Linked DNA regions of Homo sapiens: region 1 is linked to region 2. The links are chromatin contacts, found by Hi-C in ENCODE. All regions are on one chromosome and are shown on one strand. The core of a region is the stretch at or near the end of the contact, and the rest is flanking DNA. Distances in the headings are between cores, read along the strand shown. Region 1 holds the start of THOC7 (THO complex subunit 7). Region 2 holds the start of PRICKLE2 (prickle planar cell polarity protein 2).

Region 1 (6,711 bases), core at 681-3,180, 360 kb before region 2:
CTCAACCTCCCAGGCTCAAGTGATCCTTTCTCCTCAGACTCCCAAGTCCTGGGACTACAGGTGTGTGCCACTGTGCCAGACCAATTTTTTTGTATTTGTAGACATGGGGTCTCACTATGTTTTCCAGGCTGGTCTTGAACTTCTGAGCTCAAGAGGTCCGCCTGCCTTGGCCTCCCAAAGTGTTGGGATTACAGGCGTGAGCCACTGTGCCCGGCATGTGTGTGTGTTTTAATGCCAATCTGATTAACACCACACCAGTGTTAAAACTTTTAATGGATTCCTATTGCCCTTAGAGATCTCTGGCTCATAACTTTCTAAATTCTAGCAATACTTGTCAGCTTTGAGTTCTTCCAACATCTTGGGGTCTTTATACAAGTGGCTACCAACCCAGAACACCAGTCCAATATCTATTTATTCTTCAAAAATGGGATTAACTTCGAGGAGGCTTTCTCATTTCCATTGATTGGATAAATAATCTTTGTTACATGTTCCTACAGTTCCCAACCTTGTACTTCCTTGTGGTAATATTTGTCACTCTTAAAACTCATTAGTCAATGTTTCTTTCCCTTCAGACCAAAATTTTGGAGAGGGAAAAGTTCTTGCTTGTTAGTTCTGGGTTGTAATCCCAAAGCCTAGTCCAGGAAGGATAAATATCCACTAAATAAATGAAACTGGAATGAAGCAAAGCTGAAATTCCACATGAAGTTCCTGGGTCTTTAGTAGCCTCCCACCTCCACTACTCTTTATCAGTCTGGAAATTTGGGCCTATCACTGTTCTTCCCATGGCCAGGCCCTTTAATGTGGAGACCCTGGTGGTCTTCAACTCTTAAGAAGTGGCCTCTCCACAGGCATTTACAGTTACCGGTCACCATCTCCTGAAAAACACCCAAGAGCCCTAGATATCCCCTTCCCAGATATCAAAGGACCTCCTTCCTCCCTAACCAGATACCTTGTAGGTTCTCCCTCCAGTTGCCAATCATGCCCCTTCCCCCAAAGTGTCACCTTATTTCCGCTCTCAGTCCATAGACCATCTCCCTTAGACTGTCCACAAACCCAGCCTTTGCCCCTCTAAATTCATCCCAGCTGACAACCACCCTTCCTAACACACACACATACATCTTTTATCGTCCTGATCTACCCTAGACGGTCTCATCACTATACTGGCTCCTCCTTACCCCCGTAAATCTCCCAGGTACACTTCCTGATCACCCTCCGGATACCTCATCCCTATCTATTCCTTTTATAAATAATTCCCTGCTCCTCCTTCTCACCCACAATCCACTCGCAGTTCAAGGCCTCATTGCCATCGACTCCACTGTCTGTGAGTGCTTCCCAATATGCCCCAGGACCCCTCCTGGTGTCACGCTCTGTATCCTGACACCCCTTGTAGACGAGTCCCGAAATTCCCGCCCCGTCCCTGGAGCTCCCACTCCCTCCCAGACCTCCACAAACCTTCCAGGCCCCCAGCCCTAAGCCCGGCACCACTGTCCACCCTTCGCGGCTCCTGGGTCCTCACCGCGCCCCTAGACAAACCCGGACTCCCTCTGGTCCCACCCGCCCTTGCACCGCTTCTAGCCGTCTCGGCCACCCACGTGTGTTCCCAGCCCACCGACCACGCTCCCGGCACACCCTATAGCCCCGCGCTGCCTCCGGGAGAGCGGACGGGGAAAGCCGAGGGTCTCCGAGGGGCGCTCGGGCTCTGGCGAGAGGAGGAAGGACTCAGGGAAGCAGCCGGGGAGGCCCGGGGCTCCGGGGAGAGGTCGGGAAGGCCGAAGCGCTCTGGCGAAGAGGCCGGGGAGGCCGAGGGGTTCCCGGAAGCGGGCCGGGAGGCCAGGGGTCTCAGGGGAGGCCCAGCGGGCCGTGCAGCGGGCGCGTGTGGCGGCGAGCGGGGCCTCACCGTCAGTCACGGCTCCCATGGCGTGCGCGGCGGCGGCGGCGGCGGCGGCGGCGCAAGCTGAGGCGGCGGTTGGCGGCGGCGGAGGTCAAACTCCCACAATGCAGCCGGGTAAACAGCCATGGAGGAGGAGGCGGCGGCGCCCGCGGCCGCCTGCTCCGACGCCTGAGCCGCGCCGCGCCGCGCCGCCGCCGCCGCCGCCGCCGCCGCGGGACCCGCGCTCCCCGCGCTCCCGGTACTCCCCGGGGGCGGCCGCGGCCGGCGCGAGTTGGGGCGAGGCTTGGCGGCCGGCGGCGGCCCCGGCTGCAGCCCGGGCTCCCGCCGCCCCCCTTGCAGCCCCCGCCCGGCCCACGCCCAGAGGCCGCCCCGGAGGCCGCAGCCAGCCGCCAGGTGAGCTCGCCCGGACGCCGCCAGGGCTGCGGGGGTGCGGCGGGAGCTGCGGGCCGCCCGCAGTCGGGGTCCCGGCTTCTTCCCCGGGAAGGTGACTGCGGCCCCGCCGCCCCATCCAGGGTGACGCTGCTAGGGGTGGGCTCGTTTCCCTGGGGGGTGGGGAGGGTGACGGGGACGCCCGGATCCGGCTGAGCCCAGGAGAGGCGGGACTAGGGGTACCGAGGGGGGCGCGTCGCTGGGGGTCCCCGCGAAGTTGGCGCCCACGCGCGCTGGGGCGGGTCTCGAACGCCGGCACTTGCGCGGGGCGCGGCCGGCAATCAAAAAAGGCCCCGGGTTCCAGGTCGCGCGGTTCCGGCCCCTGCGGCCGCCCCCTTCCTTCCTGGGCTCGGCGGGTGCGGGAAAAAGGGTGAAAGAGAAACTTGGCGACCTCCCGGAGGAGTTCGCGAAGCGACCAGGAGCGTGTTGCCATCGTCCTCACCCGGCACCCAATTCCACCACAGAGTCGGGATTTCGTCGGTGATCGTGATGGGGTGCTTTTATTTTTCTCTTTGATTTTCAAAAAATGTCTATGTGACTGTCCCTATCTTAAGGGGAAGTTGAAAGTGGGGGCGGGGGTGCTCAATGAGAAACGTTGCCTTGTGTGTAGTTGTTTGGAGCACACTGCAAATTATATTGGCATCTCTTTCCAAAAGTCACTTTGATTCAACTTCGATAGCTTTCTCGTAAATGGCACGTTTAGGTGGTGAGAGGTGGATGAGGAAACAGGCACCAGTGCAGCTGATTTGACCTCCAGTGGGATAGATACGATTAGCACCAGGATCGTGTCTCATTTTGAACCCAGGTTTGTTATTTTATTCAGCCATACCGTTGTTTTCCAATTTTCCTGTCCCCCAAGTAGATCTTGCATCTTCATATCCGGGATGAAGAAGTTGTGTAGGATAAACTTGGTTGTTTCACTTTCCTTACTAAATTTAGGTACATTCTCCCTGTTTTCCCCCAGTTCTTTCAAAGAGGAGAAGTTGCAGATGCAAATGTATTAAAGTGAAGTGTGTTTAACCTCTAGCAAGAAATATGTACAATTTTAGTCATATTATGTGAGACCAGTGACTTCAATAATACCATTACAGTGCTCTCAAGAATTAGTGCTCAAGAACTTGACTTTTGTCACAAAGACAAAAATTACTTTACATGAAGATTCTGAGATGTGACTTGCTCTCCCCTAAGGTATGAAGTTTCCGACTTTGAAAAAATACTGACCTAAACGCTGGCTGTAGGTGGGCATCATCAGACCCTGTTCATTTCCTTGGTTTTAGGAGACAGGGCACTCTAAGAGAAGAATTGTTTTAAATCTTAAGTACTACAGATTGTAAACTGAAATTGTCAATTGATTGGGGTTCACAATACCAAGTTGCATTTTGGTGGGGATAGTTATTGTTTAGAAAGTAATTGTCGGCCGGGCGCGGTGGCTCACGCCTGTAATCCCAGCACTTTGGGAGGCCGAGGCGGGAGGATCACGAGGTCAAGAGATCGAGACCATCCCGGCTAAAACGGTGAAACCCCGTCTCTACTAAAAAAAAATACAAAAAATTAGCCGGGCGTAGTGGCGGGCGCCTGTAGTCCCAGCTACTTGGGAGGCTGAGGCAGGAGAATGGCGTGAACCCGGGAGGCGGAGCTTGCAGTGAGCCCAGATCCCGCCACTGCACTCCAGCCTGGGCGACAGAGCGAGACTCCATCTCAAAAAAAAAAAAAAAAAAAAAAAAAAAAAAAGAAAGTAATTGTCATGTGGTGAAAAGTTTTTTTTAAGTGTTTCTTAATCTTATCATAATACTGATTTTGAAACAGTGTCAGTGATTTAAAATAATCTGTAATATTTTCATGGGAAAGTATCACTGCCCCCTGTAACTTAAATTTTCGTGAGATACTCTCTGAGTTATTCATAAATGGAGTGCTGTTCAAACATTTCTATAAGTTAATTTGATAACCTATAATTTTGTTGGATGATGCTAGAAATTTTCTGGAGTAATAAGACCAAGAGGAATTTGAAAGACTTTAAAGTTTGAGCTGTACCTGAAAATAAACATTCCTGAAAGTTATTTTATTTTTTTTTGAGACAGGACCTTCCTCTGTTGCCTAGGCTGGAGTGCAGTGGCACGATCATCAGGGCTCACTGCAGCCTGGAACTCCTGGGCTCAAGTGATCCTCCCATCTCAGCCTACCAACTAGTTGGGACTACCGGCATGTTCCATGATGCCTGGCTAAGTTTTTTATTTTTATTTTTGTAGAGACATGATCTCACTATGTTGCCCAGGCTGGTCTCAAACTGCTGGGCTCAAGCGATCCTCCCGCCTCAGCCTCCCAAAGTGCTGGGATTATGGGTTTGAGCCACTGTGTCCAGCCTGAAAGTTCTTGACTCAAGTGGTGGGAAACACATAATTTGAGCCTTTATGAACTCTAAAATCTATTTTGTCAGCTACATGATTTTACTTGCAATTGCATTGACACAGATCTATTCATTGAACATTTAAGAATTGTCTTTTCATCATATCGTATATCTCATATATATGAGAGAACATCTTTTAGTAAACTTTACAAGTGGTCTTCTTTTTACATATTAACATGTTGATGAATGTTAAAGTAGCAAAGACTCAAGCCCTTACCATACTAATGTTTCTTCTTTTCAAGACAGATCTTTATGGGCAGAAACACAGAAATGGAAGTAGCAGATTTTAAGAAAACTGATTCAGACTTTGAACTTGTATGACCTTATATTTATTGATTTATTTGAGTCATAAGATTTCTGGGTTTTTTTTTTTTTGAGAATATGAAAGACTAGTTAAGAAAATTTGTGTGTTTATTTGATATTTGCTTTCTGAAAATATAAAAAATTATGAGAGAGCTAGCTATATATGGTCTTTATTCTGGGTCTGTGAAATAATGTAAGGAATTTTGTACTATGCTTTTAGAGCAAGAGTTATCCTGGGGGTCTGTGACCCTCCAAGGGTTGGTTTCAAGGGATTCCTGAACTCCCTGTAGTTGTGACCAGAACTTTTTGTGTATGTGTATTTTTCTGGAAGAGGGTCTGTAGTTGTTTTAGAAAAGAGATCCAGGACTTAAAAAAATTAGAGACACATCTTTTTATTGAATAAAATGGAAGTTAGAATTCTTTTCTTTTCTTTCTTCTTTTTTCCTTTTTCTTTTGAAACAGGGTCTCACTTTGTTGCCCAGTCTGGAATGCAATTGCATGAAACTGGCTCACTGCATCCTTGACCTCCTGGGCTCAAGTGATCCTCCTGCCACAGCCTCCCAGAGTGCTGGGATTACAGTCATGAGCCATCACAGAATGACCATTCTAAAGAGAAAAAAACATTTTTGAAAAGTAGATCTGTGTGCTCGTTACTTGCCTTTTAAAGTTATCTTCAGGCTGGGCACAGTGGCTTATGCCTGTAATCCCAGCACTTTGAGAGGCCAAGGCGGGTGGATCATTTGAGGTAGGCCGAGGCGGGTGGATCATTTGAGGTCAGAAATTCAAGAGCAGCCTGGCCAACATGGTGAAACCCCATCTCTACCAAAAATACAAAAAAAATTATCTAGGCGTGGTGGTGTGGCCTGTAATCCCAGCTACTCAGGAGGCTGAGGCAGGAGAATCACTTGAACCCAGGAGGCTGAGGTTGCAGTGAGCCGAGATCACTACACTCTAGCCTGGGCAACAGAGTAAGACACTGAAATAAATAAATAAATAACAAACAAATAAATAAATAAAGTTGTCTTCAGACTTAGAGGTGTAAAAGCACTTCCATTTTATTCCCACAACAAAGCATTGCCTATCAGTTGATAAGCCAAGCTGGTCTGACGTGCTAGTCCTGCATGTACTGTGGCTGTGTTTTTAAAAAATTATATCTAAAAATTCAGACCAGATCGTTTGATGGTAGATAAGCAAAGATTTGATCTTGACACCAGCCGTTGGAGTAAATGGGTCTTTCAGCTCCACTCTCTTCTCTCCAGAAAATTTGAAATTTGACTCAAAGGGAATCATTGTAAGAAAATGTGTTTGTGCCTTGGCAGGACAGTAGAACATGATGGGAAAAACACAGTTTGAGTCAAAATAGACTTAAAATTCAAATTTGGTTTCCTTTATTCACTGTAGCTACTTACCCTGCTTGACTCTTCAGTTACTCATCTGGATATGGCTAACTAGTAGAGTTGTTGGGAGGCTAGCTAGAAGTTTCCCGTATAAAAGTCTTAGCTCCTCTTTGGCCCGCAAGAAGGACTTACAAGCCAGGTTTGGGGAACCATTAATAAACATCTGAGGAAACATGTATATTCATGGTATAGGATAATAAGTACATTATTTCCAAATTGGTGTGATGAAGATATTAACACTTAAAACATTGTTTTTTAAGAAAAAGATTTTCAAAAATGAGTTAGGA
Region 2 (6,064 bases), core at 1,147-3,646:
TAACAGTACCAGAGATGGCATCTTTTCTGCTAGCAAAACCTTTCTGCAGGCAAATGGATGTGAACATGTTGCCTTTTCAATACTGTTTTTTAGCAACAACACTTATAATGATAATGACAAAATGGTAACAATGACAACAACAACAACAACAATAGCAGCTAATATTTACTGAATATTTACTATGTGGCTGCCACTGTGCTCTGCATAGGTCATCTCATTAAATCCTTACACCTATCACCCTAACTATAGATTCCATTGCTCTCTCCACTTTACTGGCAGGAATGGGTAGCTTTAAGTATCTTCAGCTCTTTCCAGCTCCAGAGTCTGAGCCCTGGATAAATATCATCTCATACTATCTAACCTCTAAGTTCCCTTCTCATTCTTTAAGCTTCCATAAATGCATCTTTCTTCCTCTATTTCTATTTTATTCCCTCACATTTCATGGGTAAATCTTTATAAACACACCATTTCAAACAATGCTATTTTACTCTTTCTGGCTGCCCCGTGAATCTTTATAGACTGAGATGCCCGATGGAGCCAGTATGTTTTAATTTTCACATGAAAAACAGAATTCCCAAGGGGAAGGAGCATTTGATGGAAAGGCAAAACCTTTATAAGCACTCAAGGCATTAAAATCCAAATTTCCAAAATATGGTAATTATGTCAAAGTTGTGACTTACTCTGGAGCCCTTGGGGACCCTCATCCTGACCCATCTGTGAAAGCCATCAGCAGGCAGTAAGCCTTCTGAGGAGCAGGATTACAGCAGCCAATTTGGCCTCTAGCAAAGAGGCAAGGCTGCTTCATTTAGTTTAAGTCTCACTGAGATGGTTTAAAACACTCTTTGGGAAGAGATGTGCAGGCAAAGCAAATCACAGCCTTACCAGCTGCAGATTCAGTACACGGCAGTCTATGTCTACATATTCATGGCACACTGGAGCCCTCCCCTGACTGTGCTCATACATGCATTGATATGGGAAGCAGAACTCTCTCACTGGGGAAATAATCTATGTGCCTAAGTTAGACAAGAGCCACATTTGGACCAGCGGATGGCATCACATCTGGTATGGATCGCTAACCTCAGTGTGATTTGGCCCAGCCTGGATTATTTATGATTCATAAAAGTCCCACTGGACCCCAGCATAGTCCAAGACCACATAACAAAAAACCATGGGATTAAAAATCTGTATTTCATTGCAAGACCCCCATGGCAAATTAGTAATGCTATGATTGGTTTTCGAGAAGCCAAGAGTGAGGAGAACTAACTATGATCACTCCCTCAAGAAACCCAGCATAGAGGGCAAACCGAATCATGTGTTCAGCCAGGCTATGCAGTCATATTCTGAAGCTCTGTCACCATTTCTAATCTGAAAGCAGTGTCTAAAATTAAACCTAAATAATTTGAAAGCCATTTCTTTACCTGGAAGTCTCAGCTGAGTCCTTGTTCCTCAGATCCCCTAATGGTTTCTGACATCATGTGTTGAAATGACTACTGTACATGAACGCTATCAGGTATTTGGTCTGTTAGCCCCTTTCCCCATATTATTATGGTTTTTTAAAGAAAGCTACACTTTTAGAGAAACGCTGCTTCTTCTTAAGCATCAAGATTTAAGCGTTTCTTCAGGACTCCCTAGAGCTGTGACATAACACTTTGTAATCGAGCTTTCTAATCAGCATAGAAAAGGCAAAAGGGGTCGCAGGGCCACCAAAAATGCTACCTGGCCAAGAAAACGAAGACCCAATATCCTCCCCCAGTGCAAAGGCCCTAGATCTGGCTTTCTCATCCTCCTTAGAAAATATACTGCTGTTTAATTTGTGAATTAGAGCAAATTTCTTACCCACCTCCAGGGAGGATGAAATGCCCAGTCTCGGAGGAAGCTTCTGCCAGACCCTTGGAGCTTGTCAATTGTCCCAGTTCACTTTCTCCCTGGATCTGACTTCTAAGAACGCAAGCAGGACCTCAGGCAGCCAAAGCATCTTCTCCTCAAACCCCCTTTTCAGTCTGAACCCTTCCTGAAGCTGGCAACAGACTCAAGCCGAGCTGCTCCACATTCCCTCAGGGAAAACAGCACTGCTGGATCCAGACTCTGCTGGGGAATTCACCAAGCAAGAGAAAAAAAGTATGACTTCTACTCTTCCTCTAGATCAGCCTGAGTGCTCAGATCGCCTTCCGGAGGACCCCCAGTTTCCTCTTAACTCCCCTTCTTCATGACAATCTGAAGGAAGAAGTCATAGACTCCAGCCCAGCGTCACCAGCTGATCCTGAGCCAGACCCGGGGTGACTAGTCAGCTGCTCACAGAGCTCAAGCCACTGAACCAGGAAATGTGCTGCTTGGTCAAAAAATAATAATAACTCTCGGTGGCGCTGCTGGTGGTGCCTGAGAAGTCGCTGTTGCAGTGCTTGCATCCTCCGCATGCTAATGAAGCTGTGATGTCAGCAAGTCAGTCACGGCATCTGGACGTCCCATCCTGCTGCCCAGTGCTGAGATTTATTTACATGTAAATTAGCCTTGCCTTCCAAATCAATAATCCCCAAGCCAGGGAGAGGGGAAGGAAGCCTTTGCTGGATGCAAAGGCCCAGCTACGTAACCTCCAAATGAGCATGAAAAAAATCACATATAAGAAGAGAGGCTTTAAAGACACATGCCTATTTTTTTTCTTCTTAAAAGCTGTGCTCTTAGGTGCCAAGGTTCAGATCTGGGCACAATTATCAACCTGAGCGCCTGTTTCAGATTATATGCTGCACCAACCTAGGAGTGGAATCAGAGCACTCTTTTTTTAATTAAATGCTGTGTCAAGCCTTCAAAAATGCCTCTCCTTTTTTTTTTTCTTTCTCTTCTCTCTTCAACTTTCATTTTCGGGTGTTGCTTGTTTTTTGGCCTGAGACTATGTCACCTTTGAGTTTTTGTGCACCTCGAAATAAAGCACAAGTGACTCCTTTCCTCACGTGCTTGGGTGGTGAGTCAGTCAGCTGCCCTTTAACCCCTTACCCCAATTCCAACTGCATGCAGAAGAAGACAAAGCATAAACCTTCCCAGGGCATCTGAAGACCCTGAGACCCTCAGAGAGCATTGCTTCCATCTCCTCATTTTACAGATTAGAAAATGGAGACAACTGGAGAAAGGACTTTTCTAAAGTCACACCAGGATTTCAGCAAGGATGGGTCAGAATCCACATTTCCTAGACCTCAGATAGAGCTTTTGTTGAATACCTTTGGGGTCTCCGAGCTCCATTTTTATACACCACTAGGCGGCCTAACCAAGCAATCTGGAAGAAAGGAATCTATACATTTGGAGAGCCCTGTGTTCAAATCCTGCCTTTCCTTCCTGCTAGCAGTGTGATCTTAGGCAAGTAACTTAACTTGTGGGATCTTCAATAACCTCATCTGTACCATTCACTCATTCAATAAATATTTACTAAGCACGTACTCTATGCCATGCACAGCTCTAAAGGCTAGGTATAAACACAGTCTCTGCTTTCAAGGGCCTTATGGGCTACTGCAATTAAAGAAAGTAAAATATTGAATAGAACTATGGTGAAGATTAACACAATATCACATACTCAATAGCTATTTCTGATATTTTGAATGAAGTTAGAAAAATTCACCGAGGCATACTATCTACTAGGCTGATCACTGTTCCTAGCATCTGAGTATTTCCATGGTCATCTTTAATTGTTTAAAATCATATATTCCTTCAATGCTGCCTGTGCAGTATCCCGGGCCAGGAGAGAGGCAAGAGCCAGGCAATATTCTGGACTCTGTGCCTGTGATAAGGAAGCACTGTGAGTGAAAGTAAAGGGTGAGGGAAAGGTTGGGGAGGCTGGGAGGGAGGAATATTCCATCATGCACAGAAGTGTCCCAAAGGACAAAGCAGCTAGCACGGCTCCTTGCCCACACTCCCCCGCCTGGGGAACCCACTCTGATGAGCTCTGCCCTTCCAGCTGCAGTTCCTGAAGCTTCAAATGAATTTCTTTGTTGGATGTGGGGAAGTTAAATTATGTCTTTTGTTGTATGTAATTGTATTAATAATGCTTAATAACTTCTTTCAGAATGCTTCTCTCTAGTTCCCAGAAGACCTTTCATGGTGAAAATCATGAGACCTGGAATAACTTCTCAGTAAGAGAAATAAAATACAAGCAAATGAATAACACTCAGCCTTCAGTTTCCATCACACAGAACTCAGAGCGTGTAGGGAGGCAGATGGTCTCCCCAGACCTCAATATCCTTCAAAAAGTCAATTAGCAAGTCTAACAGTTTGGGGCCCCCAGTAGCCAAGTGGAAGCAGTGACATTCTAACCCAGTGTGGCCACGAACAAGTCACTTCAACTTTCCATGCCTCAGTTTCTTAAAAATGGGTACACTACTCTCTCATCTACTCATGATCAGCATGGTCATATAAGAGGCAATTCACAGGTGATCAACAATGAAATAAAGAAGACAGCTGAAACATAGCAAGAGATTACTCTTCACCTGGAACAGATGTGACACATCACTACCAACTTCATAAGAATTAACATCATAACATGGAGTCTAAAATGGATTGCCTGGGGTCAGACTCTGGCTGTGACACTTGCTAGGTCTATGACTTGAGGCCTGAGGTCCTTATATGTAACCTAGGGCATAATGATAGTGCCTACCTGCATGGGGCCATTGGGAGAATCCAATGAGCATTAATGTGAATCATTTAACACTGAGCCTGTTACATAGCAAACACTCAATAAGTGTTAGCTATTGGTAATATTAATAGAAACAATCATGCTTCCACCATTAACTTCAGCGCAAATTAGTTAAGTAACCAGTTAAAATTCAAAAGGTGGGGAGAAAGCGGTAAAGGGAAGACTGCAAAATCATCTTTATTCCTAGAGCATATCTCAAAGTTCTATCTAATGTGGGTGAGCCACTGATATGCCATTTTCCATATGATACAATACAAATGCTTTGAACTGCTATGAATCTAGGAAATAAAGGAGTAAAAATGACCAAGAGGCGGGCTCCCTCTTCTGAAACTATACACCAGGACAAGACAACTATATTTTTGAGATGAATACATGCTTCACCCATTCATTCATATATCCATTCACTCATTAAATAAGCTCCTACTATTTGCCAGTCACTGTGCTAGGGTCTGGGGACAACATGGTGACCAAGATACACATGGATCCTGCCTTAAAAGAGCTTGGCAATCAGAGAGAAGACAATTAAGTAGGCAATTAGAGTAGAATGGGGTGTGTGTTATGGCAGGAGGCATGCAGAGTCCTCAAAGGCCTAATTGCATTCAAGAGAGGGATGGCACAAAAGCATGCTGCCCAAGTCCTTTTGCCAGCACACGCTCTGTGAGCTCAGCTTGGTGATGAGGAAGCTGGATATCTATGCATCACACTTACACAGAATATTAAAATTACAAAATCCACAGATTGTTAATTCCCTGTGGTCATTATTTTCATCCTGGAGACCATTCTAATGAGGTGTTTTTTTTTTTACAAATTATACTGGTAGGTATTAGAAAAAGTGAGAAAAAACTACTTTAAAAATTTCAGAGACTTAGTAAATAGGAACAAAACTCATATTGTTTTTCTAAAAAACAGTGAAATTCCACATTCATGACAGCAAACTTCATGCGAGTAAAGGCAGGGAAGAACAGGTAATACATATGAGAAACTCAACCAAATGTTTATTAGGGATTTGTGAAGCGGAGGACACTCTTGTCAGGAGACAAGGATGCAACTGTCGACCTTCAGAACTTTCTGTTTAGGTAGAATGATAGGATATTTATACAAATGACCATAATTGCATATAGTATATAGGAAAAAGGACAAGGAAGACAAAATTAATTATGGCAGAGGTGATCAGGAACCAGGAAAAGTATGATCTGGGTCAGGCCCAAGGTCAAAAACGCTTTTACTTTTTTGGAATTAAAAAACAATTTTATAGTGGGGGAAGGCCTTACTAAGCATGACACAAAATCCAGAAGTAGAAAAAGGCTGCAAAAATTTGACCTTAGTCAAATTCACCTTCTGCTAGAGGTGTTCCAGGCAGGAATAAGAACATGAGTAGGAAGGAAAATT

The links. Hi-C counts contacts between places; a loop is a spot of excess contacts on that map. Pooled maps may share reads with other maps.
Region 1: a loop to region 2 is called in a pooled map, with 7 times the contacts of the local background. The contact joins the promoter of THOC7 here to the promoter of PRICKLE2 in region 2. A Hi-C loop is called at or near these places in 2 of 37 single-sample maps with no recorded cell type and 2 of 50 pooled maps.

The regions. Positions count from the first base shown.
Region 1 is chr3:63,861,875-63,868,585 of GRCh38, forward strand. It overlaps THOC7 (THO complex subunit 7), which reads right to left and starts at 1,931. Exons shown (of 8, transcript NM_025075.4): 1 at 1,898-1,931. The coding sequence starts at 1,916. It overlaps ATXN7 (ataxin 7), which reads left to right and starts at 1,993. Exons shown (of 13, transcript NM_001377405.1): 1 at 1,993-2,284. RefSeq lists silencers at 1,650-1,869, 2,200-2,439, 2,450-2,669.
Region 2 is chr3:64,223,070-64,229,133 of GRCh38, forward strand. It overlaps PRICKLE2 (prickle planar cell polarity protein 2), which reads right to left and starts at 2,397. Exons shown (of 8, transcript NM_198859.4): 1 at 1,841-2,397. RefSeq lists a silencer at 2,284-2,578.